Linked DNA regions of Homo sapiens: region 2 is linked to region 1. The links are chromatin loops, found by intact Hi-C in ENCODE. Cell type or tissue: ovary. All regions are shown on one strand. Links, peaks and the distances in the headings refer to the core of each region. The heading gives the core; the rest is flanking DNA.

What was found. Hi-C counts contacts between places; a loop is a spot of excess contacts. Peaks named below come from ENCODE experiments on the same cell type or tissue, not always from the same donor. Only the 100,000 strongest peaks of a DNase experiment are listed, where the experiment ranks them.
Region 2: a loop joins it to region 1, with 4 times the contacts of the local background. A loop is called at or near these places in 2 of 110 quality-filtered maps.

The regions. Positions count from the first base shown.
Region 1 is chr22:21,708,817-21,724,440 of GRCh38, reverse strand. YPEL1 (yippee like 1) reads left to right here. Exons shown (of 5, transcript NM_013313.5): 2 at 13,533-13,813. The coding sequence starts at 13,697. It also overlaps the pseudogene RN7SL280P. Among named protein-coding and RNA genes, the nearest start is that of YPEL1, 19 kb to the left of the region's middle. RefSeq lists silencers at 560-790, 10,414-10,572 and enhancers at 10,781-10,830, 13,199-14,398. In ovary, for the core only: a CTCF peak has its summit at 11,109 (motif pointing left); a DNase peak (open chromatin) is centred at 11,080.
Region 2 is chr22:22,054,090-22,069,713 of GRCh38, reverse strand. It overlaps IGL, the pseudogene IGLVIV-66-1 and the pseudogene IGLVV-66. Among named protein-coding and RNA genes, the nearest start is that of TOP3B, 79 kb to the right of the region's middle. RefSeq lists enhancers at 11,190-11,953, 11,954-12,717. In ovary, for the core only: no CTCF peak of the experiment used is centred there; DNase peaks (open chromatin) are centred at 8,387 and 8,963; H3K27ac peaks cover 957 bases.

The DNA.
Region 1 (15,624 bases), core at 7,625-15,624:
CTCAGCCTCCTGAGTAGCTGGGATTGCAGGTGCCCGCCACCACGCATGGCTAATTTTAGTATTTTTAGTAGAGATGGGGTTTCACCACGTTGGCCAGGCCGGTCTCAAACTCCTGACCTCATGATTTGCCTGCCTTGGCCTCCCAAAGTGCTGAGATTATAGGTGTGAGCCACCATGCCCAGCCTTAATGAACTATTTCATAATTACAAAATACTAAATTATTTAAGCAGAGTGTGATGAGGTTTGAAGGAGGTACACGGAGCCTGTGCCTGTGGAATGTTCCTGAGGTCAAGAGGAACTGCTGCTGTGCTGTCCCTGGAGTGGGACTGGGGCTCTGGGATGGGAGACTCACTTTTCACTCAATGGAAGATCCTTTTGCCATCTCAAGACATACATGGTACGTACAGATGAGAAATGAAGATTAATAAAATGGACATGTGTATACCCAACAGCAGCTTAAAAAATAAAATCCCAGGCCAGGCGTGGTGGCTCACACCTGTAATCCCAGCACTTTGGGAGGCCAAGGCGGGTGGATCACCTGAGGTCAGGAGTTGGAGACCAGCCTGGCCAACATGGTGAAACCCTGTCTCTACTAAAAATACAAAAAATCAGCTGGGCGTGATGACGTGCACCTGTAGACCCAGCTACTCAGGAGGCTTAGGCAGGAGAATCGTTTGAACCTGGGAGGCAGAGGTTGCAGTGAGTCCAGCCTGGGGAACAGAATGAGACTCCGTCTCAAAAAAAAAAAAATTAATTAAAATAAAATAAAATTCCAGCTAGGCACAGTGGCTCACACCTGTAATCCTAGCACTTTGGGAGGCTGAGGTGGTGGATCACCTGAGGTCAGGAGTTTGAGACCAACCTGGCTAACATGGCAAAACCCTGTCTCTCCTAAAAATGCAAAAATTAGCTGAATGTAATGGCCTGCACCTGTAATCCCAGCTACTCTGGAGGCTGAGGCAGGAGAATGGCTTGAACCCAGGAGGCAGAGACTGCAGTGAACCGAGATCGCGCCACTGCACTCCAGCCTGGATGACAGAGTGAGTGAGACTCTGTTTCAAAAAATATTAACTAAAATCCCCCACCAGGTGCAGTGTGCACTTCTGTAGTCCCAGCTACTTGGGAGGTTGAGGCAGGAGAATCGCTTGAACACAGGAGGCAGAGGCTGCAGTGAGCCGAGATCACGCCACTGCACTCCAGCCTGGATGACAGAGTGAGACTCTGTCTCAAAAAAACAATTAATTAAATAAAATCCCCTGCCAGGCGCACCACTCACTGCTGTAGTCCCAGCAACTCGGGAGGCTGAGGTGGGGAGATCGCTTGAACCCAGGAGTTCTGGGCTGTAATGTGCTATGCAGTTCAGTTGTCCACACTAAGTTAGGCATCAATATGGTGACCTCCCAGGAGCAGGGGACCACCAGGTTGCCTAAAGAGGGGTGAACAGGCCTAAGTTGAAAACAAAGCAGGTCAAAACTCCCATGTTGATCAGTAGTGGCATCGTGCCTGTAAATAGCCACTGCACTCCAGCCTGGGCAGCATATTTAAAAAAAAATTAATTAAAAAAAAATAATCCCCCAGAAGTCGTTGCCACCCCTTCCTGCCCAGGGTCCTCACTTCCTGTGCTCTTACTCCTAACACAGGTGTCCTTTGTGGAAGGACAAGCGATGTGCACCAGTGTTGGCCCCAGAGGTTACGGACTGTGGGGTGGGGGCTTGCGTTTTCTCCCAAAAGATGATCTGCAGTTAGGCATTCATGGCATTTAGAAATTCAAAATAAACAAAACCCTTGGCAAATGGCCACTTGTTTTGTTTTTTTTTTGCCCCCGAGACAGAGTCTCACTCTGTTGCCTAGGCTGGAATGCAGTGGCACGATGTCGGCTCACTGCAATCTCCGTCTCCCAGGTTCGAGTGATTCTCCTGGCTCAGCCCCCTGAAGTAGCTGGGATTACAGGCATGCACCACCATGCCTGGCTATTTTTTTGTATTTTTAGTAGAGACAGGTGTTTTTTGGTTTTGGGGTTTTTTTGAGAACGAGTCTCACTCTGTTGCCCAGGCTGGAGTGCAGTGGCGTGATCTCGGCTTACTGCAACCTCCATCTCCAGGGTTCAAGCATTTCTTCTGCCTCAGCCTCCCAAGTAGCTGGGACTACAGGCACGTGCCACCACATCTGGCTAATTTTGTATTTTTAGTAGAGATGGGGTTTCACCATATTGGCCAGGCTGGTCTTGAACTCCTGACCTTGTGATCTGCCTGCCTTGGCCTCCGAAAGTGCTGGGATTACAAGCATGAGCCACCGCGCTGGCCAAATGGCCACTTTTTGAAGTGCTTTCCCTGTATGTGTATACCATGTTCTCTTTATGGACTACTATTTAGCCTTAAAAAAAGACAAGGGAATTCTGTAGTAGGCAACAACATGGATGTACCTTGAAGACATTATGTGCTCAGTGAAATAAGCCAGGTATGGACAAACACTGCATGATTCTGCTTACATGAGGTATCTAGAGAAGTCAAATTCATGGAATCAAACATCAGGATGGTAGCTGCCAGGGGCTTGGTGGAGGAGGAAATGGGAATTTATTAATCCACAGGCATAAAGTTTCAGGTAAGGAAGATGAACGAGCCCTAGAGATCTGCTGTCCATTGTACCGAGAGTCTACAATGTTCTGTCCACTTAAAATGTGTTCAGGACAAACAGCAATTAAAGAAAAAAAAATGTTGGGCCGGGCACAGTGGCTCAGGCCTGTAATCCCAGCCCTTTGGAAGGCCAAAGCAGGTGGATCACTTGAGGTCAGGAGTTGGAGACCGGCCTAGCCAACATGGCGAAACCTCTTCTCTACTAAAAATATAAAAATTAGCCAGTCATGGTGATGTGCACCTGTAATCCAAACTACTCAGGAGGCTGAGGCAGGAGAATCGCTTGAACCCAGGAGGTGGAGGTTGCAGTGAGCCAAGATCACGCCACTGTACTCCAGCCTGAGTGACAGAACGAGACTCTGTCTCAAAAAAAAAAAAAAAAGAAAAAAAGGCTGGGCATGGTGGCTCACTGCTGTAATCTCAGCACTTTGGGAGGCTGCGGCGGGCAGATCACGAGGTCAGGAGATTTAGACCATCCTGGCTAACATGGTGAAACCTCATCTCTACTAAAAATACACACAAAAAAAATTAGCCGGGCGTGGTGGCACACGCCTGTAATCCCAGCTACTCAGGAGGCTGAGGCTTGAACCCAGGAGGCGGAGGTTGCACTGAGCTGAGATTGTGCCACTGCACTCCAGCCTGGGCAACAGTGCGAGACTCTGTCCTCCCCTCCCCCCCCCAAAAAACCCAAAATGTTGGCCAGGTACAGTGGCTCACACCTGTAATCCCAGCACTTTGGGAGGCTGAGGCAGACAGATCACTTGAGGCCAGGAGTTTGAGACCAGCCTGGCCAACATGGTGAAACACCATCTCTACTAAAAATACAAAAAAATTAGCTGGGTGTGGTGGTGTGCACCTGTAGTCCCAGCTACTCTGGTGGCTGAGGCAGGAGAATTGCTTGAACCCAGAAGGCAGGGTTTGCAGTAAGCTGAGATCACACCACTGCACTCCAGTCTGAGTGACAGAGCAAGACTCTCAAAAAAAAAAAAAAAAACAAAATCGGCCAGGCATGGTGGCTCATGCCTATAATCCCAGCACTTTGGGAAGCCGTGGTGGGTGGGAGGCCAAGGCGGGTGGATCATGTGAGGTCAGGAGTTTGAGACCAGCCTGGCCAACATGGTGAAGCCCCATCTCTACTAAAAATACAAAATTAGCTGGGCATGGTGGTGCATGCCTGTAGGCCCAGCTACTCAGGAGGCTGAGGCAGGAAAATTGCTTGAACCCAGGAGGTGGAGGCTGCAGTGAGTCGAAATCATGCCATTGCACTCCAGCCTGGGTGACAGAGTGAGACTGTCTCAAAAAATCGCAGTCAGGTGTGGTGGCTGATGCCTGTAATCCCAGCACTTTGGGAGGCTGGGGCGGTTAGATCACTTGAACCCAGGCGTTTGAGACCAGCTTGGGTAACAAAGTGAGACCCCATCTCTACAACAAAAAAATTAGCCAGGCGTGGTGGCATGGGCCTGTAGTGTCAGCTACTTGGGAGGCTGAGCTGGGAGGATTGCTTGAGCCCAGGAGGTCAAGGCTGCAGTGAGCTGTGTGACCATGCCACTGCACTCCGGCCTCGGCAACAGACTGAGACCTTGTCTCACACACAAAAAAGTGATACTGCTTTTTTTTTTTTTTTTTTTTTGATACAGAGTCTCGCTCTGTCACCCAGGCTAGAGTGCATTGGTGCTATGTCAGTTCACTGCAACCTCTGCCTCCCAGGTTCAAGTGATTCTCCTGCCTCAGCCTCCCAAGTAGCTGGGATTACAGGCACTCACCACCACGCCTGGCTAATTTTTTTTTTTTTTTTTGAGATGGAGTCTCGCTCTGTCACCCACGCTGGAGTGCAGTGGTGCGATCTTGGCTCCCTGCAACCTCCGCCCCCCAGGTTCAAACGATTCTCCCACCTCAGCCTCCTGAGTAGCTGGGATTACAGGTGCGCTGTAATTTTTGTATTTTTAGTAGAGACGGGTTTCACCATCTTGGCCAGGCTGGTCTTGAACTCCTGACCTCATGATCCACCCGCCTGGGCCTCCCAAAGTGCTGGGATTCCAGGCGTGAGCCACCGCGTCCGGCCGCCTGGCTAATTTTTGTATTTTCAATAGAGACGGGGTTTCGCCATGTTGTCCAGACTGGTCTCGAGCTCCTGACCTCAAGTGATCCTCCTGCCTCACCCTCCCAAAGTGTTGGGATTACAGGCATAAGTCACCGCCCCTGGCTGATACTACTTATTTTAAAATGATGAACAAAGTGAAGGGCAGTTTCTGTAGCTCTCTACTTGAGTCACTTGGAGCAGGGATTCTGAACGCTAGAGACCTGAATACCCAGTTTGTGAATAAGTTTCCTGTCTCTCTCTTAGCTGCTTCACTTCATATTCTTAGTATCTTTGTTAAAGGGAAGTCCAGGGAAAGAAGAGAGAAATGAAAGTTTATTAATTTAAGTCTCATTTTAGTAACAAGAAACTTAGTTGAAAATATCACAGAGATTGAACATGAGTTCAGTAAGAAGTGAAGTCAGAACGCTTCCTTCCATGAACTGGTGCAACATGCATGGATTTGAATGAGCTACTGACAAGTTGTCACATGACATCCTCGTGCACCGTGTGGGACATGTGGACAGGAGAGCAGAGGTGGAAGTGGTGCTGGGCTCCTGGAGGGTGGTGGCCGAGCTGATACCTGTCCCCATGACCTCCCCAGGGCATGTCAGCAAGTTTCATGGAAGAGATGCCAGATGGAAGAGATGGCAGGGTTCAGATTCATGAAGGGCCCAGTAGTTCAGGGCAATAGATAAGATCTAATAAAATGTACTGTGTTAACGCTAAATGTGAGGTCTTCTTGATTCTAAGAAACCCAAGAGAAAATTTCAGGATTGGCACAAGATGACTTAATAGCAGCTAGTAAGAAAAAGAGTTTAAGGTTTGGGGAAATCACCCATCAGGAATATCCAATATAGGCAGACTTTTTCAGAAATTCTTTAACATAATATTGGAGAAAGAAATGGACTTCATTTAGAAGATGGTGTGTGTGTGTGTGTGTGTGTATTTACACGTGTATACCTTTGTACAGAAATTTCCTCCACAAAATTCCTGCTAGATGAAGTCATCTCTGTTGATAAATGTGATGAACTGTTGATTTTGTTAATGAAATCGGATTCAGCTTGGTTTCTCTTCTCCTGCAGATGTGCTTGGTCCAGCAGTATTCCCCTGGGAACTGTTCTCCAGGCGCTGCAGAGCTCCTCTGTGCTGTCTGTATCCACCTGTGGTCTGTTTCCGGGCTCTCTTTCATGTCACATTGACCTGTTTTTGTATCTTATGCCAGTCTTTTTTCTTTTATTTATTTATTTATATTATTATTTTTTTTTGATGGAGCCTCGCTCTGTTGCCCAGGCTGGAGTGCAGTGGTGCGATCTCAGCTCACTGCAAGCTCCACCTCCTGAGTTCACGCCATTCTCCTGCCTCAGCCTCCCAAGTAGCTGGGACTACAGGTGCCCACCACCACGCCCCACTAATTTTTTTTGTATTTTTAGTAGAGATGGGGTTTCATTGTGTTAGCCAGGATGGTCTCCATCTCCTGACCTCATGATCCACCCGCCTTGGCCTCCCAAAGTGCTGGGATTACAGGCATGAGCCACTGCACCCAGACTCAGACTCTTTGTTGTTGTTGTTGTTGTTTTGTTTTTGTTTTTTTTTTTTTTTGAGACAGAGTCTCACTCATTACCTAGGCTAAGTCCAGTGGCACAATCTCTGCTCATTGCAGCCTCGACCCCTTGGGCTCAAGCAATCCTCCCACTTCAGCCTCCCTAGTAGCTGGGACCACAGACACGTGACGCCACACTTGGCTAATTGAAAAACACTTTTTTTGCGTAGAGACAGGGTCTCACTGTTGCACAGGCTGGTCTCAAACTCCTGGGCTCAAGCAATCCTCCTGCCTTGGCCTCCCAAAGTGCTGGGATGACAAGTGTGAGCCACTATGTCCAGCCTTTGCCCCACTTCTTGAAAGATATTTTCACTGAATGTAAAATCTGAGATATCAGTTATTATCTTTCAGAATCATAATTGTCCCTTTCTCTGCTGCCTTTTGGGCTCTTGTTTTACCTGGGAGCTTGTTCTGTTGAACAGGTCATTTTTCCTTCCTCTGGACACTTTTAAGACTTTTTTCCCCTTTATCTTTGGTGTTTTGCAGTTTCATTATTTGTCTAGCTGTGGCTTTATTTTTATTTATCCTGCTTTAGGACTGTTGGGCTTTTTAAGTCTGTGGATTAGTAGCTTTTCCTTAATTCTGGAGAATCCACAATCATCAATTATTCACAAAGCGCCTCTACCCCATTTTCTTCTTGCCTCAACCTTCTGAAATCCAAATAAATGTCATCTCTCCCTGCTTCACATCTCTTAGTTTAAGACTCATATTTCCACCTTCCTCACTGTTTTTTTGTTTTTTTTTTTTTTTTGAGACGGACTATTGCTCTGTTACCCAAGGCTGGAGTGCAGTGGCGCAATCTCAGCTCACTGCAACCTCCGCCTCCCGGGTTCAAGCAACTCTCCTGCCTCAGCCTCCTGAGTAGCTGAGACTACAGGCAGACACCACCACGCCCGGCTAATTTTTGTATTTTTAGTAGAGACGGGGTTTCACCGTGTTGGCCAGGCTGGTCTCGAACTCCTGACCTTGTGATCCGCCCCCCGCCCCCCCAGCCCCGGCCTCCCAAAGTGCTGGGATTACAGGCGTGAGCCAGCGCGCCCGGCCTCTCGCTCTTCTTTATTCAGCATAATTTATTCTGACGTATCTTCAGTGTAGGTATTCTCTTTTTATTCTCCTATTCCTGTTAAACCCATTGGGCTGAATGCTGTTTATTTCTAGAATGTCTACACCTGTTTTTCTGCAAGGTCATTTTTTTTCTCGTTTGCTGTTGGTTACATATACTCTCAAGCTCATCGGTTCCCTCCGTGAGTACAGGTAAGTGGAGGAGCCTCATGGTCTGCCTCAGGTCTTTGAGATGTTGAGTCTCTGGATCTGGTCCTGCTGCTGGCCTTTTCTGTCCTTGCTCATGGGGCATTGTTTCTGTGAATGTGTGGTTACTTTTGACTGCATTACTCATTGTCCTGGAAAAATGACTTTGTGGGAATTTTTCAGATCTAGGATAAAGATGCTTCCTCCAAACTAGGTTTACGCTTCCTTCTGCCAGGTACCTCAGGGCGCTGTCAGCCTAAAGCCAATTTAAACTAAATCCATCAACTGTGAGCTTTTGGAATCTTCTCACTGGTGTGAATTTGGGCCATAAGTCCTGTGAGGGCTGTCCTATGATCACTGCTCTGTGGGGTGGGGACCAGCCTTAGAGTTCTCATCGGAAGCCCGGGGTGGCTGGATGGGGGCAGATGTTTTCAGGGCAAGAGCGGCTTGGCTCGCCTCTCTGGTTTCTGGTTTCCCCAGATGGTGCCTGGCGGCTCCTCACTGTCTTGTCAGCCCCTGGATGCCTTTAAGAAAACATCCTTTTATTTTGTCAGCATTTTTGGTACTTCTCAGTGGGAGGGCTGGTCCAAGTATTTGGCTTATCATAGTTTTACAAAAAGTTGGTTTCTATGAAATCTTAAGTCACCTCTTTTTTAAAAATGTAACTTTTAGTCTGGGCGCGGTGGCTCACTCCTGTAATCCCAGCACTCTGGGAAGCCGGGGCAGGCAGATCACTTGAGGCCAGGAATTTGAGACCAGCCTGGACAACATGGTGAAACCCCATCTCTACTAAAAATACAAAAATTAGTCAGGTGTAGGGCCAGGCGCAGTGGCTCACGCCTGTAATCCCAGCACTTTGGGAGGCCAAGGCAGGTGGATCAACTCAGGTTGGGAGTTTGAGACCAGCCTGACCAACATGGAGAAACCCCGTCTTTACTAAAAATACAAAATTAGCTGGGTGTGGTGGCGCATGCCTGTAATCCCAGTGCTCGTGAGGCTGAGACAGGAGAATCACTTGAACCCGGGAGGTGGAGGTTGTGGTGAGCCAAGATCGTGCCATTGCACTCCAGCCTGGGCAATAAGAGCGAAACTCTGTCTCAAAAAAAAAAAAAAAAAAAGAAAAGAAAAAGAAAAATTAGGTGTGGTGGCACGTGCCAGTAGTCCCAGCTACTCAGGAGGCTGAGGCAGGAGAATCACTTGAACCCGGGAGGCGGAGGTTGCAGTGAGCGCAGATGGTGCCATCGCACTCCAGCCTGGGCGACAGAGATTCCATCTCAAAAAAATAAAAAAAATAAAAAATCTACCTTTTATGTTTTTTATTTGAACTATACATAGTAAGCAGCGTGGGGTTTTTTTGTTTGTTTGTTTGTTGTTGTTGTTTTTTCTTGAGATGGAGTCTCACTCTGTCTCCAGGCTGGAGTGCAGTGGTGCAATCTCGGCTCACTGCAGCCTCCGCCTCCCGGGTTCAAGTGATTCTCCTGCTTCAGCCTCCCGAGTAGCTGGTACTACAGGCGCACGCCACCACGCCCAGCTAATATTTGTATTTTTAATAGAGACGGGGTTTTCACCATGTTGGCCAGGATGGTCTCGAACTCCTGACCTGGCGATCTGCCCGCCTCAGCCTCCCAAAGTGCTGGGATTACAGATGTGAGCCACCACACCCAGCCTTAATAGTTTTTTTGTCTAGTTACACTTTTTCTTTTAGAGAACTTGAAACCCATTAATGCACATGTACATACATAATCCACACATATATGTATATGTATGTGTGTGTGTGTATATGGCATATCCATTTATCCACATACTATACATACATGCCTTACACTATAGTTTCCTGAAGCTTACATCACAGGCACAGTCATGTCCACATTCCAGTAATGCTTATCATTCCACGACCGATATGGCTTAATGTATGCTTTAGTTTTCAGAATATATCACTTACTCCTACGAATCAGTAAGGAAAGGACCAGCAGCTAATAGAAAATGTGACAAAGATTTGAAAAGGAGGAATCATAAAAGGTGCCCACCTGTATGGTCAGGTTGAAGCAAATTAAAGCCACAATGAGATGCTGCTGCCTTATACCTGCCAGGCAGCAGAAGTGTTAAAATTTGACCATATCAAGTTGGCGGGATAAAGATCAGCAGGGACTCATGTTCGCTGCTGGCAGGATGACCTTGTCACCGGCACTTGGGAGGTGCTGCTGTGTGCACGGGCATCTGCTCCTGGGATTGTTCCAACGAAACACCTGCCTGTGCGGCTCAGGAGAGGTGACAGCGACAGCAGCACCATTTAGTAGCCAGCCTGGGAGCCGATACACATCCACACCCCGTCAGTGGCTGCATGCAGTGTATCTGACGGGACACCAGGTGAAGGGGGCCCAGCTGCACATGGGGACAGAGGCAGACTTGGCTGCACGTCAGCAGAGAAGTCTCACAGCATCGTCGGTGTCAAGTTCAAAACACGGAACACGCAGCAGTGTGGCTCAGGGCCACACACGGGGCACAGCCATCAGGACAAGCAAAGACCAAGAAGCACCAAGTCCAAGTTAGGCAGCATCTCAGGCCGGGGCACCAAGGAAGGGCACAGCAGCGCCGTGGTGACCGGGTCCCAGTACCATCCTGGGTGGCCGCCACCGGCCGTTTGTGTCTTCCGTTCACACGATTACAAACGCTGCGTTCTGCCCACACACATCTTCAGTCCCAGATGTGAGAAGGTGACCCTCTAATGCAGGCGTGCCTGCGCAGGTGGGGGGCAGACGCCGTCCTGGGTGTCATCCCATGGAAGGGCACAGGACAGGCTGCTGCCGGAGCAGAGGTCACATGGGGTGGGGGGCGGTGGGGGGTGCATCTCAGGAGGAGCAGGTGTGAGGACACTGCTGGCGCTTGGCTCTTCTTCCCAGCCCCGTGCTCTCGAATTTGGGGAAACCCTTGCTCTTCTGTTTGGCCTGAAAGAAAATCCGGTGTGCCTGACTCTCTGCAGGCCCCTTGTCACAGGCCAGGCTGGGGTGGTGCCACCAGGAAAACTTGGCGCACGTCCTGTTGCTGATGATGGCAGCATCAGTCATGGACTTAACCTTCTTTTGTTAATGAGACCTTAGAAATGTAAAAATGATACACTCTTCTTTAAAATAATTGTAGTCAGTACACATAACTCTTACCATCTTAACCATTTCTAAGTGTACAGTTCAGTGACATTAAATATATTCACATTTTTGTACAGCCATCGCCACCCTCCAACCTCCAGAATTCTTCATGTTGCAAAACTGAAACACTGCACCCATGAAGCGGGGACTCCCCTGCCCCTGGCAGCTCTTTCTGTCTCTGAGTCCCACTACTCTAAGTACCTCATACAATATTTGTCCTTTGTGACTGGCTTACTTCACTGAGCATAGTGTCCTCAGGGTTCCTCCATGCTGTAGCTGTGACAGGAGCCCCCTCCTGTTAAAGGCTGGATAACATTCCACTGTATGCAGACGCCACATTTTGATCATGAGAATGCCCGTTTGTGGAGGGACACACTGTTGCTTCCCCCTCGTGGCTGTTGTGGATAATGTCGCTGTGAGCATGGGTGTGCAGACATGGCTTTGAGACCCTGTTTTCAGTTCTCGTGGATTTATACCCAGCAGTGGAATTGCTGGAGCCCATGGTAATTCTATATTTCGTTTTTTGAGGAATTACCATACTGTTTCCCATAGTGCCTCCAGCATTTTACATTTTTACCCTCAATGCACAAGGCTCCAATTCCTCCACATCCTCACCAACGCTTATTTTCCGTGTGTGCGCGTTGATAGTAGCCGTCCTAGAGGGTGTGTGGTGGTGTCTCAACGTGGTCCTTGTCTGCCTCCCTCAGGATCAGTGACATGGAGCACCTTTTCACGTGCTTGTGGGCCATCTGTATATCTTCTTCGGAGAAATGTTTATATAAGTCCTTTGTCCATTTTTAATCAGATTGGGGTTGTTTTGTTGAGTTGTAGGAGTTTCTTAAATATATTCTAATAACTATATAGAATATAGATATATAGGTCCTTTGTCCATTTTTTAATCAGATTGTGTTTCTTTTTGCTGAGTTTTTTTTAACATATTCTAACAACTAGAATATATAGAGAATATAGATACATAGGTCCTTTATCCATTTTCCTTTTTTTTTTTTTTTTGAGATGTAGTCTCACTCTGTCGCCCAGGCTGGAGTGCAGTGATATGGTCTCGGCTCACTGCAACCGCTGCCTCCTGGGTTCAAGCAATTCTGCTGCCTCGGCCTCCCAAGTAGCTGGGACTACAAGCACCCGCCACCACGCCCGGCTAATTTTTTGTATTTTTAGTAGAGACGGGGTTTCGCCATGTTGACTAGGGTGGTCTCGATCTCCTGACCTAGTGATCCACCTTCTTCGGCCTCCCATAATGCTGGGATTACAGGCGTGAGCCACCACGCCGGGCCCATACCCGGCCCTTTATCCATTTTTTAACCTGTTTGTTTGATTTGCTGAGTTGTAGTTGTTTTTTTTTTTTTTTTTTACATATTCCAATAACTAGGATATATAGAGAATATGGATATATAGAGAATATGTATAGAGAGAATATAGAATATATGTATTCTAGATATTAACACCTTATCAGGTATATGATTTAAAAATATTTTCCCTCATTCTCTGGGTTGCCTCTGTTGATAGTATCCTTTGAAGCACAAAAGTTTTTATTTATTTATTTAGAGACAGGGTTTCACTCTGTTGCTCAGGCTGGAGTGCAGTTGGACGATCTCAGCTCACTTGAGCCTCAACTTCCCAGGCTCAAGCCATCCTCCCACCTCAGCTATCCCAAGTAGCTGGGACCACAGGCACAGGGACCACACCCAGCTAATTTTGTGTATTTTTAGTTGAGATGAGGTATTGCTTTGTTGCCCAGGCTGGTTTTGAGTTCCTGGGCTCAAGTGGTCCACCCACCTCAGCCTCCCAAAGTGCTGGGACCACAGGCGTGAGCACTGCACCGAGCCAGAAGTTTTGAATTTTTACGAAGTCTAATGTGTCTGTTTTTCTTTTGCTGCCCATGCTTTTGGTATCGTATCCAAGAGATGATTGCCACATCCAATGTCATGAAGCTTTTCCCCTGTGTTTCCTTCTAAGAGTTTTATAGTCTTAGCTCTCACATTTAGGTCTTTTATTTTGAGTTAATTTGTATACGGTGTTAGGTAAGAGTCCAACTTTATATTTTTGCAGGTGGATATCCAGTTGTTGTGACACCATTTGTTGAAAGACTGTCCTTTCCCCATTGAATGGTCTTGACACCCTGTTGAAGATCATGTGACCATACATAAGGGTTTATTTCAGGACTGGAATTTCTTAAAGATTAAATAATACTGGATCCATCACTCACATTCCTCAATGTCCTGGTGCTCTGCGTGGTGAATTCCCGGATTCGGGGTGGGGTGCATCCAGCCCTGCCACCGGGCCCACTCACCGGGCGTCTTGGTTCTGCCTCTCCTTTCATGTTTCCAAAGCCAAACCTGGTATAAGAAGAATTTGAATCAATGTTTTTCTCAAATTATTTGCATGTAAAAGGAGTTCATTTTTTCACTTCCAACTAAATGTAAAGTGGTTAAGCAGTGGCATGGTGTCAGTGTTCATTTTGTCTACAATTGATACTAAAGAGTTGGATCTTGGTCAGGCGCAGTGGTGCTTGTAATCCCAGCACTTTGGGAGGCCAGGCTTGGTGGCGTGTTCCTGTAATCCCAGCTACTCAGAGGCTGAGGTAGAAGAATCGCTTGAACCCAGGAGGAGGAGGTTGCAGCGAGCTGAGATTGCGCCACTGCACTCCAGCCTGGGCAACAGAGTGAGACTCCATCTCAAAAAAAAAAAAAAATTCTAGTCCTGCCACCCCCCCACCCCGCGTGTTGCTTCACAACACATGAATCCCATATGTACCTGCTTCACACGCATGTTCTCTCTGTAACCCACCACTTTGTCTGATTGGTTGGCAGGTTACGTTTTTCTCTCGTCCCAGCTGTGTGGACAGTGCCACACGCCCTCCTGGACAACGACGGCTCTTGCGTGCATTTTCCAGTGTTGCTTTTGTCAGAGAGGCCAGCAGAGCCACGGTTCTTCCAGAACCAGCCCTGAGCTGAGTGAGGAGTGCCCAGGAGAGATGGTGAAAATGACAAAGTCCAAAACTTTCCAAGCGTATCTGCCGAACTGTCACCGAACGTACAGCTGTATCCACTGCAGAGCACACCTGGCCAATCATGACGAGCTCATCTCCAAGGCAAGTGGCTTATGCCAAAAAATTGATGGCACAATGATTATCTGTCATTGTGGTACCTACATAGTGGAAGAATATTTAAGCATCACATGACTTCCTGAGTCTGCTGTGTCCTGAACGTCTAGAGCCTTCTAGGCAGCATTGGTGAGCGTTTTGTGCATGGTTAAGTGTGGCTGTGCCACGATCTCAGATGTGATCCTGGCATGGTGGGCGGTTTTCCAGGGCCAGGCAGCTGGCACTCCCAGGGATTACGAGGGGCAAGGTGAATCACTTGTTACTCACAGCAGAAAGCCAGAGAGGACTGAATGAGCAAAAGAAGTCTAGAAAAATCTGTGGAAATGGTTTAATAATAAGGGTATTAAGACATTTTAAAAACTCAGCATGGTTAAGAAGGAAAGGGGTTGCTCAGAAAAATGCCCCAGAGGGTGTGGCTGCGTTTGTCGGTTGTGTAGGAGCCCTGGGTGAAGCTCTGGCTGGTCTCTGTGCATAGAACCCATGAGCAGCCTTGAAGATGTAAACAAGATCCCCTGGCCCCTCCTTACTGTGCTGAGCTCCTCATTAGCAGTGTGTGGCGTTGATCATCAACCAGTTGTGAACATTTAAACAGGCCAAACATCATGGAGGAGCTGATGCTCAGTCGGAATGACAGTGTTCTCCACCCATCCTCAGGTCATGACATCCCCCCAGCCTCAGGTCATGAACTCCCCGCATCCTCATACGTCATGACCACCGATCCTCAGGTCATGACCTCCCACATCCTCACAGGTCATGACCTCCCCCATGCTCAATTCATGACTTGCACCCATCCTCACGGATCATTACCTCCACTCATCCTTATAGGTCATGACCTCCCCCCATCCTCACAGGCCATGACCTCCCCCCATCCTCAGGTCATGACGTCTCCCCATCTTCACAGGTCACGACCACTTTGGGAACAAAGTTTGTCAGGAAGTTGTGCCTTTCAGAAATCTTTTCTTCTTTTTTTAAATAGGTATTTTATTTACTTTTATTTTTTCTTGTAGAGACAGGGTTTTACCATGTTGCCAAGGCTGGTCTTGTACTCCTGGCCTCAAGCGATCCTCCTGCCTTGGCCTCCCAAAGTGCTGGGATTATAGGTGTGAGTCACCACGCCCAGCCAGGAATCTCTTAGGTTTCCTGTTTAACTCAAGAGAAGAACATTTACCTGCTTGTATTTTCAGTAGGTAATAGTGAGAGGCTCCTCATTTCTGTTCATCATCTGAGATAGAAACTGTTGAACGAGGCAGAGTTTCTGCTCTCTCATTGCCTCTGGGGCTCCTGTGTGCACTGGGAAGTGTGAGGTGAGAAGTGGAAGGAGCCAGGCACCCCATTTCCTCGGTGTTTTCTGAGGTAGGCTTAGTGTGTAAAATGACATGAGGTAATGAGAGGCGGAGCTGCTCTGGGCCCCTGGGTAGGGGCAGTGAAGCTTGTGGCCTTGTGGAGCCCCGTGACACCTGTGTGTTGGCCATGACCTAAGCAGGTGACCTGAGCACTGAGAGGTGGTCAATGTCCGGCCCCATGCATGGTTTTGTTTCGGAAGCATGCCAGGTGTGTTCCTTGCTACATGGTCAAAAGGAATTTGAGATGCTTCTGTTGAACAGCCTGGAGGTCATCAATGAGCTGTTTTAAAAATTGTATCAGCTGGGCGTGGTGGCTCACCCCTGTAATCCCAGCACTTTGGGAGACCGAGGTGGGCGGATCACTTGAGGTCAGGAGTTTGAGACCAGACCAGCCTGACCAACATGGAGAAACCCCGTCTCTACTAAAAAAAATACAAAATTAGCCGGGTGTGGTGG
Region 2 (15,624 bases), core at 4,644-12,643, 350 kb before region 1:
ATAACCATCCTTTTTGATTGAGGGATTTCTAGAATAACAGGAACAGGAGAAATGAAAAACATGACAATTGTTCATTGTGAGGAGGCCGCAGTAAGGGGAAAATGCGGAGGGCTCTGGGAGCAAACACCTGAGCAGCTCCTTCCACAGGGGCCAGGGAAGAAGGCAACTGTGAACTGGCTCTGAGTGGAGAGTGGGGTCCTGCTTGGGGACAAACAAAGCAAACACTATTTCTAGATGTAGTGCATCTTCTAGAAAATATAGTGATATGTACAAACATTGAGACATCAAATAGTGTGAGGTGCTGGGGAACGGCAGAACTTCTCACAATCCTAGATCTCTCTCATCTGTTGGCTGATTTTTGGCCAAGACACACTATGTATCTCCATTTTGTCACTTTTTCTGCTGCAGATGACTTTTCCCTGCCAACCCAGCACAGTGAACAGATAAGTCAGAAGAGTCTGGGAGCAGGACCCTGAAAGATGGATGTGATGTCGACTTTCATGGTACTTAAGAAAATGCGTCTTCTCATTTCAAAAATATTTATGAAAAGATCAGCACAGGCCAGCAGAGGACCAGGCATAGGGATATAAAAGGTGAAAACATAAAGTTCACTGTGGGTAAGTCAGGGACAGTGAGAACAGGTAGGAGGATGGAAAAAGAGAGGAGAGGTCCCTACTGATGACAACAGCATTTGTCATGGAGAATGTGAAATTAACTTAATTAGTTCTCCTTAATGCCCTGGCCATCCATGTGAGGACTGACTGATGTTTTTGAGGTAGGACTTCCTACCAGTTCAGGCTCTGTCTTTCTCCCTCTTCCTTTGCTGCCCAGGTGAAGGGGTTTTCCAAGGCCACATTCACTGAGGAGCTCAAAAGTGTTACTCTTTCTAGTTTGACCATTTTCTGTTGAAGGCCAAGACTTCTCTCTCGTCCTCAGAGAGTGAAACAAAATAGGGGAGGGGACTGTTTACATGATTCTACCATTGATAGACACTGGCAGACGAGCACCAAGGACAATAAAGAAAATCATACCCCTCAATTTGAGGAATTCAGTTTTGAACAATCAAGATTAGAAAGTGGCCCATGTGTTTTGATTCATTTATATTTAAATATTTACCCAAGGAAGATGGATAAGACATAGCGCATACAGAATTCCTGTAGGGTATTAACAATGAAGTCATGGAGTATAAGAAAAAGGCCAGGCCCAGTAAGCAATCCACTGGAATCAGAAACAGGGAGGTGTCTGCCATGGTCCCATCACATCTCACTGAAAGCAGACCTCCAGGCCTAATTCCACCCACTCTGCCACCTCCATTCCCCTCTCTCGATGCATCCAGTTTCAATTACTTCACATCAAATACTACAAAACTTAGCAACTGCAAAGATGTGCAATCCCACAGTTTCTGTGGGTCAGAAACCTGGGAGCAGTTTAGCAAGGTGGCTCTGGCTCAGATAGGCTCATGAGGTTGAAAATAGGATTTCAGTGGGGGGAACTAAAGCCATGAGAAGACTTTACCAAGGCAATAGAATCAACTTACAGTTTCACTGAGCCACAAAGCTGGTGGCAGGAGGCCTCAGCTTCTTGCTGCATGAAACTCCCTGTGGGACTACTTGAGTGTCCTCACAAATGGCAACTGGCTTTCCCCAAAGCAAGTGATCTGAGAGAGCAGAACGCAAAACTCAAAGTGTATTATGGCCTGGCATCAGTCATTTTCTCAATATCCTATCAATTGTACTAGTGATCCCTTTTCAATATGTACAGGGATGTGAGTGCTAGGAGACAGAGATATTTAGGTATAACTTGAAGTCCAGCTGCCACACATGGTAAATTCTTAGAAAACACAACTCTGAGGTCACAAATGCCTCAGATTGACACAGAGTGAAGCAAACTCTATATGTCAGCAAGACCATTGAATTCCCACATGTCCCCAGAGAATAGGGGCCTTGTGTGCAGAATCTTTGGGATCTTTTTCAGTCTGCGTGTCCAGATATCACTTTTCCTTTTATCATCATCATTTCAGTGGACATAAACATGATGTATTAGAGTTGATTTAACAGTATCATGATTCACAGGATATACAAGATAGTCCATATAAATATTCTTATAAATGGGCCACTTCTACCCTTGAACTCCTTGCAAAGGGTAATGAGCCAATAGCTGCCTCCTGTGACTGATGGGATGGAATGGAAGTGCAGTGAGGGGTGTCAGCCCTGGCTTTGGGGAGTACAGCCAGGTAGGAGGTAGTACAAACCGTCACCTGCATGTGTGACCCACAGGTACAACCAGAGAGGAGCCAGCTAGTGGGGAGGCATTGTCCTCCTACCTGGACTCCCACAGTGGGTGGGTGAAGCAGTTAACAGGCGATGCTCTGTGAAAAGGCACAACAGTGCCTGAGTTGACGGACACCATAGCAGTGATTTAACTGTGAGCCTCATCTGCTGGAAGATGTAGCTCTGGGTGAGCACCTTGCACTCTACAGCTCTTGGCAAAGATGTCAAATCTAATGTATTGTTTGAACTTCACCACAAGTGAAGGAGGGCATGAGCAATCCTTGTAGGAAGTGGAGTGAAATGAAGCTCTCAGAAGTTAGAGGCCAGCCCTGAACATCACACAGGTAAGGTGTGTTAGGTTCTGTCTTCCTCCAACCCGTATGTATGTTTCAGGTGAGCAAGGATCACCAGTTTGCTGTCTAGAAATATTAGTGCGAGGAGTGGATGCTTGAATGCTTGCACAGGACAAGGCCTTCTGACTTCTCTACGCATCTTGTGGAGGGTCCAGGCCCATATTCTAGACAAGGAAGGAAGCGGATGGAAAACAGTAAATGATGAGTTACTTTTAGGGTCTCCCAGAAAAGAGGGAATGAGCAAGTAATTGGTGAAATATGCTAGTAATCTCCTCAATTATCATGCCCTAGTTTCTTTCCATTTAAGACTTCCTCCCTTACTTCACATTTTTTATCACAAAATTTTACTGTAAGCAGCAAGAATGAATGAGGTTATACTTTTAATACTTTGCTTGGAAATATTCTCAGCTAAATATCCAAGTTTGCTGCTCACCTGTTCTGCTTTCCATACAATTGCATGAAACAATCCAGCCAACCTGTTTTCCACCAAAAAACAATGATCCCCTTTCCTCCGGTTTTCCCACAAAAGTCAAAAGAGCGCTCTTAATTCCCTGTGAACTCCCATCAGTGCACCAGGAGCTCCTTTACTGGATGTATTTCTTTTATCTTCTTTTCTTTCTTTCTTTTTTTTTTTTTTTTTTTTTGAGATGGAGTCTCACTCTGTCACCAGGCTGGAGGGCAGTGGTGTGATCTGTCTGGACTTACTGCAACCCCCACCTCCCAGGTTCAAGTGATTCCCCTGCCTCAGCCTCCTGAGTAGCTTGGACTGCAGGCATGCACCACCACACCTGGCTAAATTTTTTTGTATTTTGGTAGAGACAAGTTTTCACCATGTTGGCCAGGATGGTCTCGATCTCCTGACCTTATGATCTGCCCTCCTTGGTCTCCCAAAGTGCTGGTACTGGCTGTATTTCTACTTCCAGTCTGTAGATGTATAATTAGGTATTTGCTAAGAAAAATGTAACTAGACCAGGCACAGTGGCTGATGCCTGTAATCCCAGCACTTTGGGAGGCTGAGGCAGGCAGATCATTTGAAGTCAGGAGTTGGAGACTAGCCTGGACAACATGGTGAAACCCCATCTCTACTAAAATTACGAACCTTAGCCGGGCATGGTGGCGCACACCTGTAGTCCCAGCTACTTGGGAGGCTGAGGCACAAAAATCGCTTGAACCCAGGAGGTGGAGGCTGCAGTGAGCCAAGATTGTACCACTGCAATGCAGCCTGGGCAACACAGCAAGACCCTGTCTCAAAAAAAAAAAAAGAAAGAAAAAAAAGAAAGAAAATGTAGCTTTTTCGCTACCATGCTTCTGACTTCCTACTGAGCCCATCCCAGCCAAGTCTTTAGCAACCATATCTGCATTAACACCATGCTCAAAGCAATCTAGGATTTTTCTAACATGCTTTCCAAAATTCTGCCAAACTCTATCTCTTGTCTGCTTCCAAAACTATTTCCATATTTTAAGTATTTTTTTTAACAGCAACACTCCTCTTCCATTCTTTTCCACATATTTTTCTGTTCTTGTTGTGACAAATTACTACAAACCCAGTGGCTTGGTGGGTGAATATATATTTAGCGAGACAGGGAGGAGAAAATGGGGTGATATCTGGGGCTGGATATTCCAGGACAGAAGATGTGGGTTGGTTATCACCTGAGAACTAGGCACTTTGTCCTCTACAGATTTGGAGCTATTAATGTCTAGATCTAGATCTATCTATAGAAATAGATATTTATTTCATAAAAAGGAGAAAGAGGTGCCAGGCTTCTGTTACAGACAGCTTTCATGGAGTAGAGATTGGACTTAGGTTAGGGTTCACACAAGGAAGGGCAATGTAGGTCTGATGGAACAGGACAGCGCCATAGAGCCAGAGGACAGATCTGGGGGATGTAGAGGATTTCAATCTCCAGCTTCAGTGACCAACTGGAGGTGCCATACGTATACAGTAGAGAAACAAATTAAACTCTGAGGCTTACAATGTCTGTGACCAAGAAAGTGGACATGCCATAAAAGCAGATAAAATATACTATAAGGGGTGCATGTTTGGGAAGATGAGATAACCCTTCCAGCTTGGAGATGAATATGGTATCTGCTTTAGCAAGAATATGTCATGTTTATGAAAAGTGTTTCAAGATAAAACTATTCTCCAATCTTTCTTGCCTTGAATAAATAATTTTTTCAGAGAGTCAATGAATAACAGTCACATCTACAGTTATCACCCATTCCAACAGGTGATTATAAAATAAGTGTTTACCTAAAATATATCTTGTTCAATTACTTAGTAACTGGAGGCTCATCCTTTTCCATGGTCTCTGCACAAACCCATGGGACCCAGTCCATCCTGCTGGTCACCTTTCCAGCACTCAAGTTCATATTCCTCTCTTGTTCTCTAAACACAGAAGTCAACATTCTAATTTAATATATCCCCTTGAATCAATTCACAACCCAAACTCAAAATACACATAAAGCAGTAAAAATCACTTTATTTTCCTCAGATCTTTTTCTCTTACTGAGAATTCTATTTAGGTGAATTCACATATTCGTTCAACAAACATGGTATTAATTGGCTGTTTGCGCTAGGCTGAGTCCTAGGGTTTGTAGATACAGTGGTGAAAAAACAGGACAGAGAGAAAAAATATGAATCTTAGTTCCCAGTAGGGGAAGGCCTATTCATTAAATTAGAGCCCCCTGCAAGGTGTCATGTTTTGCCCAACCAAATCCAAAGGGGCCTCATGCAGAGCGCAGGGACCTTGCTCTGTGTAGCTGCCTGCTTTTCGGTGTCTTGCTCTGAAAGTCTCAGCCATCTATGTTTTTCTGACTTCTCATCTGTGTGTTCTGAGCTGTGTAAAAAGCTCACGATTATCTTGGTCACCACCTCCTTCTGGGCCAAAAATTGTCTCCAAAAAAAAATCTGTGGTCCAGGCGCGGTGGCTCACGCCTGTAATCCCAGCACTTTGGGAGGCCGAGGCGGGCGGATCACGAGGTCAGGAAATTGAGACCATCCTGGTTAACACAGTGAAACCCCGTCTCTACTAAAAAAATACAAAAAATCAGCCAGGTGTGGTGGCAGGCTCCTGTAGTCCCAGCTACTCGGGAGGCTGAGGCGGGAGAATGACGTGAACCCGGGAGGCGGAGCTTGCAGTGAGCCGAGATAGAGCCAGTGCACTCCAGCCTGGGCAACAGAGCGAGACTCCGTCTAAAAAAAAAAAAAAAAGATATACTTAATGTTAAATGACGAGTTAATGGGTGCAGCACATCAACATGGCACATGTATACATATGTAATAGACCTGCAGGTTGTGCACATGTACCCTAAAACTTAAAGTATAATTAAAAAAAAAAAATCTGTGTTGGCTGGGTGCAGTGGCTCACACCTGTAATCCCAGCACTTTGGGAGGCCGAGGTGGGCAGATCAGTCAGGAGTTTAAGACCAGCCTGACCAACATGGCGAAACCCCCTCTCTACTAAAAGGACAAAAAAATTAGCTGGGCATGGTGGTGAGTGCCTATAATCTCAGCTATTCGGGAGGCTGAGTCAGGAGAATTGCTTGAACCTGGGAGGCAGAGTTTGCAGTGAGCGGAGATCACATCACTGTACTCCAGCCTGGGCGACAGAGCAGGACCCTAACTCGAAAAAAAAAAAGTGAAGAAAAAGAAATCCGTGTCCACTGCAGTGCTCATTTGCGTGTTAGGGTCCTTTCTCTGAGGTTACATAATCAAGTTATCCCTGTTGGCCAATATTCACTGTCTGGAAATAGTCATTACATGCACTCGATTATGTCTTAAAGTGTTGTTTATGGTGTAAGAACTCCATCTATTGCATCATGGCAGGAAACAGAAATTGACACACTTTTGGTGTAACCGTCTTTGTCTATTTGACTTTTTAGAACTTAGTAAGCTTTATCCCACCATGACGCTTTCCATAAGTTTTATATCTATGAGTTCCGATTAATGCTGATTAAGGTTTATTGAACTTTTTAGGGATTGAGTATGTTTCTTTTTGTCAAATTTGGGAAAGTTTTGGTTACCATTTTTCAATTACATTATTCTGTTTCTTTTCCTCACTCTTACCCTTCTGGGCCTTTCATTATGTGTATATTGGTACACTTGATGGTGTCAAGAGGGTCTTTAGGTCCTGCGTATTTTTCCACCCTTATTTCATTCTATTCCTGTAATAGGATAATATCAATTAATCTATGTTTATTTCAATGACTCTTTCTTTTATATCTTTTATTAATATTCTTTATTTGGAGATACATTCTTTTCATGCTTTTTTGAACATTTTTACATTTTTAAAATTTCTTTGAGCAAATGGAGAAATAATGGAGTTGAAGTATTGGTCAAATAAGACCAGTGTTTCTGCCTCTTTGAAAATAGTTTTTGTCAACTTTTAATTTTTTTGTTTTTTTAATGTTTTTTTCTTTGTTATTTTCCGTTATATATGGCAATATGTTCCTGTGTCTTGAACCTACCTCATTATTTTGCTTTGACAAATGGAAATTTTAAATAATATAATGTGACAGTTCTGGAAATTAGAACTTTTTTGTAAAGCGTTTTGGTTGATGTTGTTGCTGTTTTTGCTATAGTTGTTATTGTTGATGATGTATTGTTTCATGGTTTTCCAGGAGGGTTCTGCAAGTCTGTATTCTTTGCATGTGAAGTTAATGAAGTCTCTGCTCAATCACATTAGTAGTTTCCTAATTACTGGACAGATATTTCCTGAAGCAATACTTCCTTCAGCTTTTGCCAAGGACTCCATGAGATGTACTTATTTTGAAAATAAATAAATAAATAAGTAAATAAATGAAATCCTTCATTCCAGATCAGGGTTACCAGGATGATATTCATGGCTATTTCTATTCCTCCTTCTTTGGTAACTTTCTGCTTATCTGTTGTCATCTTCAGTGTGTTGGAAATAAGTTCTCCTCCTTATCCCTTACTCCCAAATCCCAGGCACTGAACACCTGAGAATACCTTCAGAAACCCCCAAAGGGTTTAAAGCTTTTCATCTCAATCTCTATAAATCTTTATTCTATTTTTATTTATCTGGAATATGCTTTCTAGCATGTTGATAGACTTCTAAAATTTATTTAAGTCAGAAGTTTTCTTCTAAGATTGATCATTTAAATGATCTCAATAAGACAGGACTGAGGTATGCAGCTGAGTCCCAGTGTCTGAATATGAAAAGGAGAATTTCTTTGCACCCCCCTATATAGCCACAATACACCAGACCAGCAGGAGGAGACAGGCTCTGTTGTAATATTTGCGCAATAGTTACAGATCAGAGTGCACTCCCTAGAGGCCTGGCCTAAAAAGCTGTTTCCAAGGGAACTTGAAGCAGGAATCAGAAAATATCTGGCTCTCTACTCGTAAAATTAAAGTACACACACACACGCATTCACACACACACACACATAACATATTTGAGTATGCAGGTCAGCAGACACTGGTTCTGAGAGCCATTTTTCAACCTTGGTAGCAGAGTAGAAAAACAGTTTTTGTCTCATTTCCCCATTTATCTGTGCTTTACCCAAACGGCACACCAATGCTACAATCTGTACCACAGATATAGTCAGCTCCATCCTCAGACGGGATTGTAGAAATGACACTATAGTGGTCAGCTCCAGTCCTGGAGACTGAGAACTAGTGACTGGGAATCCCAGCCCCCTTGGTGTGGCTTCCATCACTCTTAAGCTGCATCAGGTACTGATGGGCCTTCCCTGGCTGCTGCCGAAAGCATTCAATGGCATAGCTGCTATGCTGACTGCTGAGTGTGGGCGAGCTTGGCCAGGGCTCCCAGGGAGGCAGATGCAGAGGTCGACTGAGTCGGCACGGGCTGCCAGAGGGATCCCGAAAACACAGACAGCCATTATACACTGAATAAAGCAGAACAGGGAAGGACAGTTCTGGCATGAGTTGGGAGGTGGTGTCAGTGAGCTGGGGGATCAGGATGCTTTGTGCTGTCCTGGACTGTGCAGTGAAGGAGGACAATGAGGAGGAGGAGTGGGGTCAAGGCCATGGTGCAGACTCCCCGGATCTCTGCAGAGGAAGCCACGCGGCAGGTCTCTCGTGTTCACCCTCTAGCCTTAGAGGAGAGAGATGGGCCTTTCATGCAAATGTGCTCCTCTTCCCCTGCCCAAGCGTGCCCCTCCCTGGGCCCGTGTGCAGTCCCAGTGGCTGGGTCATTTCTGGGAAGAGTAGGCCTGGGATGTACCTGGACTGAGGCTCCCAAAGGGCCCAGAGAGGACCCAGCTGCTGGCCCCAGTGAGCCCTAGGCAGAGGCCAGGGCCAGGTATCATTTCCCAGCTAAGAGCCCCACAGACTCTAAGTGCCAGCCCCACAGCGCCCCCTGCTGCCCAGGCCCAGGTCCATCGTGCCTGTGACCAGAGGCCAGGTGGACCCAACAGAGTTGCCATCCTCCACCGGGGCCTTGACCAGTGCTGGCTCCCTACCTCAGGGCAGAGTGAGGTTCCCTCTCAGGGCAGTTTTCTACATCATCTCAGTCTTTAGTTTTCCACACTGGCCTCCTCAATGGGAAAAAAGACACACAATTCACCGCACTTTATAAGGAGTCCCCAGGGGAAGTGTGTCTCAGGTACACATTCTATGTGGTACACATATCTATTCTGTAATGGAATAATTTCATTGACTAGAACAAAATGTTTTAATTCTGCAGCAATGGAAATGTTGTGAGTACGCATGGGGCACATGAGTATATGTGTTCATAAAAAGCACACTGAAATTTACAATTAAGATCTGCAAATTTCACTTTACATATTATGCTTCAAGATAAGTTTTAAAAATAAAAAAGAGAAAAAATACCATTTTTTCAGATCAAAAAAATAGAATTTGCCACAAGATCTACTCTAAATGAAATTCTGAAGCTCTTTTTTAGTAAAATCTCAGTAAGCAGCCACCAAAATTTTCAAGAAATAAGTGTTAAAGAAAGTGGGGAAATGTGGAAAAACCCAAAGGAAAATTGAGTCTGTAAAACTATGATTATAATAACATCAGTTGATGTATAAATGCATATATGTATAACATAAAGCATATGTGTGAACTTATGAACATGTATTAATAGATTTGTGTGCACATGTGTAAATATATGACATAACTATGTTTTGACATTATATACATTTGTAGAGATTAAATGGAATTGAAGGGTTTACACTCAGACTCTACTCTCTGAAGTTTTATTTTAAACACTGAGCACCCCTAGTCTCTTCATATTTCCCAATCAGGGGGACAGCCTCCAGGGGATATTCCAGTTTGCATTTAGTCTCCAGAGAATCCCTTTCTTGTGATGATATATAGGAGTAACGCCCCACCCAAATCCCCTGAGCAGGACAATGTATGATAAAAGCTTCAGATCAAAGGGCAAGGCTGCTGCAGTCAGAGGGTTAGCGTCCTGCAGGGATCTCAAAAGGGCATCCAGCATAGTGAATATGAACAAAGGGATCACTTCTATTCTTTAACCAGAGTTCCCCAGCACACTTGAGGGTCCAGGGCATCTGTGATATGCAATATAATCCCATTATCACATGGTCTGTGACAATCCCAACCAAGCAATCTGACCACCATCACAAGGGGTTGCCTCCCCTCCCCAGATCAGCTCAGCTGTTTCATGCTCCAAAATATTCATATTCAGGAGGAAGAACTTTCCTCACTGGGCACCACCTGCAAAGGAAACAGAACAATGTCCTGTGGCATTGGCACTAATCAGGCTTTATTGGGGGCATTTTCAGGAATGGACTCAGCAAGGGTCGCAGCCCTTGTACCTCTCATCAGCCTCATAAGAAGCAGAGCTGGCCTGGGCTAGGGAAGCTGGGTGGATTTGGGGCTAAAGTTCAGGATAAGTACTTTGCAAAATGCTTTACCTTTTAACACATTGAGTGGGTGACAGGCCATAAATGGAGATGTAATGAGAGGAGAGTCAGAAGCTGCTCAGGGGAGGTGCAAGGCCAAGACTGAAATCAGTGCTTGTGGCACCTGGAGAATTCCAGAGAAGTTGAGATCTCTGGGGAGGAGCCAAGAGTAGTCCAAGCTAACTAACATAAGGAAACCCTGAGTTAGACTTTGGAGTCACCCACAGACTGTCTTGTTTGACTCTCACTATTAATGGAGGCCAGTAGAAAGGTCCCACCCTGTACTGAAGAATGAAAAATACAAACAACAAAGCTGCTACTGATGAGCCACACTCGGTCCCAGACAGTGTATTGTTGCCTGCACAAGGCAGAGAGAATGCAGGGGAGGTTCTAATCTCACTTCCCCGTAAGTCTGGAGCACAGTGAAAGTGCCACTGTTGCTGTGATATGTAAAATAGTAATAGTCGGACTTGATCTCAGGCTGCTCAGAAATGTGCAGAATCCCTGCACATTGCCCGAGGGATCTTTGGATTCACAGAAGTGACTGGGGACCCCAGAGTCCTGGTGCTTACTTGAGTCTGAGTAGTATCTCAGGAGATACTGGGGAAGGCTCCGTGACTTCTGCTGGTACAAGAATATGTGACAGCCTCCAACAATGCAGCCACTACTTGGGGTACAGGGAAGTCTTATAGCATTTCTCAGATGTGCAGAGAGGGAGGGCAGCTGAATAAGCAAAGGCTGAGAGAGGGAACCTGCAAGCAAAGATGATCGTGGGTGAGGAATCAGGACAAAGGGTGAGAGTGAAACACAGGGCAAGAACTCAGGCTAGGGGGCTTCCCCAGGACGTGAGACCTGTCCCTACCTGAGAAATGATAGAATATCACAGGAGAATAGGTGCCCAGGTCACAGTGGACACAGCCCTCCTGAGGTCCAGAGCTGGAATGGCTTCTCCAGGCCTCTCTTATCCCCTTCAGTGGCCTCACAAAGGAGGGGTTATGGATGCAAGTGTGTTGCTCCCACTGCCTACCCCCAACTCTCCCGATGGATTTATCAGTATCTGGGAGCTGTTGTCGGGGTGTCTGGCACACAGGACTTGGAAGAAGGTGGGGGTGCTGGGACCATATCTAGCTGCTAAATCTGTGTCAGTGAGTGCAGACTCCATCTACCCAGCCCTGGGGAGTTTGGGGGGGGTGGCAAGTTTTGGGTTTTCACTGTGCAGACACTGAGTGTGACTCACAGTGCCCTGTGCTGCTCACTGGCCAGACAGCAGTCTTTCTGTGAAAATCACATGAGTGGAGTCACCTGAGAGCCTGGTCATTGCTAATCCACAGCATCCATAGACCACACCTTTGCCCTGTCTGGAGATAACTCATATTAATAAACAGCCTTTCCACTGAGGATTTCTGAATTACTAGAAAAGCAAAAATATCAGGTCCATCCAACATGAGGAGGCTGCAGTGATGGCAGAATGCAGAAGGCTCGGAATACACAGGGAAGGTCTCTTCCAAGATGGCCAAACAGGAACAGCTCTGGTCTGCAGCTCCCAGTGAGATCGACGCAGAAGACAGGTGATTTCTGCATTTCCAACTGAGGTACCTGGTTCATCTCATTGGGACTAGTTGGACAGTGGGTGCAACCCAAAGAGCTGAAGCATGGTGGGGTGTCACCTCACCCGGGAAGCACAAGGGGTCGGGGGATTCCCCTTTCCTAGCCAAGGGAAGCCTGACAGACTGTACTGGGAGAAATGGTACACTCCTGACCAAATACTGCGCTTTTCCCACAGTCTTAGCAACCGGCAGACCAGGAGATACCCTCCCGTTGCCTGGCTCAGCAGGTCCCAGGCCCACAGAGCCTTGCTCACTACTAGTGCAGCAGTCTGAGATCAACCTGTGACACTGCAGCTTGATGGGGGGAGGGGCACCTGCCATTGCTGAGGCTTGAGTAGCTCACAGTGTAAACAAAGAGGCAGGGAAGCATGAACTGGGCAGAGCCCACCACAGCTCAGCAAGGCCTACTGCCTCTGTAGATTCCACCTCTGGGGGAGGGCATAGTAGAACAAAAGGCAGCAGACAGCTTCTGCAGACTTAAACGTCCCTGTCTGACAGCTCTGAAGAGAGCAGTGGTTCTCTCAACATGGTGTTCGAGCTCTGAGAATGGACAGACTGCCTCCTCAAGCGGGTCTCTGACACCCATGCAACCTGACTGGGAAACACCTCCCAGTAGGGGCCGACAGACGTCTCAAACAGGCGGTGCCCCTCTGGGACGAAGCTTCCAGAGGAAGTATCAGGTAGCAATATTTACTGATCTGCAGCCTATGCTGGTGATACCCAGGCAATCAGGGTCTGGAGTGGACCTCCAGCAAACTCCAACAGACCTGCAGCCGAGGGGTCTGACTGTTAGAAGGAAAACTAACAAACGGAAAGGAATGGCATCAACATCAACAGAAAGGACATCTACACCAAAACCCCATCTGTAGGTCACCAACATCAAAGACCAAAGGTAGATAAAACCATAAAGATGGGGAGAAACCAGAGCAGACAAGCTGAAAATTCCAAAAAACAGAGTGCCTCTTCTCCTCCAAAGGACCACAGCTCCTCGCCAGCAAGGGAACAAAACTGGACAGAGAATGAGTTTGACGAGTTGACAGAAGTAGGCTTCAGAAGGTCGGTAATAACGAACTTCTCTGAGCTAAAGGAGCATGTTCTAACCCATCGCAAGGAAGCTAAAAACCTTGAAAAAGGTTAGACGAATGGCTAACTAGAACAAACAGTGTAGAGAAGACCTTAAATGACCTGATGGAGCTGAAAACCATGGCATGAGAACTTCGTGACGCATGCACAAGCTTCAATAGCCGATTCAATCAAGTGGAAGAAACGATATCAGTGATTGAAGATCAAATTAATGAAATAAACAAAGAAGACAAGATTAGAGAAAAAAGAGTGAAAAGAAATGAACAAAGCCTCCAAAAAATATGGGACTACGGGAAAAGACCAAATATATGTTTGATTGTTGTACCAGAGAGTGACGGGGAGAATGGAACCAAGTTAGAAAACACTCTTCAGGGCCAGGTGCGGTGGCTCATGCCTCCTAATCCCAGATCTTTGGAAGGCCGAGGTGGGCAGACCATGAGGTCAGGAGATCAAGACCCTCCTGGCTAACATGATGAAACCCTGTCTTTACCAAAAAATATGAAAAATTAGCCGGGAATGGTGGTGGGTGCCTGTAGTCCCAGCTACTCGGGAGGCTGAGGCAGGAGAATGGTGGGAACCCAGGAGGCAGAGTTTGCAGTGAGCCAAGATCGCACCACTGCACTCCAACCTGGGTGACAGTGGGAGACTCTGTCTCAAAAAAAACCAAAAAAAAAAAACCCTCTTCAGGATATTATCCAGGAGAACTTACTCAACCTAGCAAGGCAGGCCAACATTCATATTCAGGAAATACAGAGAGCACCACAAAGATACTCCCCAAGAAGAGCAATCCCAAGACACATAATTGTCAGATTCACCAAGGTTGAAATCAAGGAAAAAATGTTAAAAGCACCCAGAGAGAAAGGTCAGGTTACCTACAAATGGAAGCCCATCAGACTAACAGTGGATCTCTCAGCAGAAACCATACAAGCCAGAAGAGAGTGGGGGCCAATATTCAATATTCTTAAAGAAAAGAATTTTCAAACCAGAATCTCATATCCAGCCAAACTAAGCTTAATAAGTGAAGGAGAAATAAAATATTTTACAGACAAGCAAATGCTGAGAGATTTTGTTACCACTAGGCCTGCCTTACAAGAGCTCCTGAAGGAAGTACTAAACATGGAAAGGAACAACAGGTTCCAGCCACTGCAAAAACATGCCAAATGGTAAAGATCATTGAAGCTATGAAGAAACTGCATCATTAACAGGCAAAATAACCAGCTAACATCATAATGACAGGATGAAATTCAAACCCAACAATATTAACCTTAAATGTAAATGGGCCAAATGCCCCAATTAAAAGACACAGACTGGCAAATTGGATAAAGAGTCAAGACCCATCAGTGTGCTGTATCCAGGAGACCCATCTCATGTGCAAAGACACACATAGGCTCAAAATAAAGGGATGGAGGAAGATCTACCAAGCAAATGGAAAGCAAAAAAAAAGCAGGGGTTGCAATCCTAGTCTTTGATAAAACAGACTTTAAACCAACAAAGATCAAAAGAGACAAAGAAAGCCACTACATAATAGTAAAGGGATCAATTCAACAAGAAGAGCTAACTATCCTAAATATATATGCACCCAATACAGGAGCACCCAGATTCATAAAGCAAGTCCTTAGAGACCTACAAAGAGACTTAGACTCCCACACAATAATAATGGAAGGCTTTAACATCCTACTGTCAATGTTAGACAGATCAATGAGACAGAAGGTTAACAAGGATATCCAGGACTTGAGCTCAGCTCTGGACCATGCAGACCTAATAGACACCTACAGAACTCTACACCCCAAATCAACAGAATATGCATTCTTCTCAGCACCACATCGCACTTATTCTAAAATTGACCACATAATTGGTAGTAAAACACTCCTCAGCAAATGTAAAAGAAAAGAAATCACAAAAAACTGTCTCTCGGACCACAGTGCAATCAAACTAGAACTCAGGATTAAGAAACTCACTCAAAACCACTCAACTAATGGAAACTGAAAAACCTGCTCCTGAATGACTACTGGGTACATAACGAAATGAAGGCAGAAATAAAGACGTTATTTGAAACCAATGAGAACAAAGACACAACGTACTAGAATCTCTGGGACACGTTTAAAGCAGTGTGTAGAGGGAAATTTATAGCACTAAATGCCAACAAGAGAAAGCAGGAAAGATCTCAAATCGACACCCTAACATCACAATTAAAAGAATTAGAGAAGCAAGAGCAAACACATTCAAAAGCTAGTAGAAGGCAAGACATAACTAAGATCAGAGCAGAACTGAAGGAGATAGAGACACAAAAAACCCTTCAAAAAATCAATGAATCCAGGAGCTGGTTTTTTGAAAAGATCAACAAAATTGATAAACCGCTAGCAACACTAATAAAGAAGAAAAGAGAGAAGAATCAAATAGACACAACAAAAAATGATAAAGGAGATATCACCACCCATCCCACAGAAATAC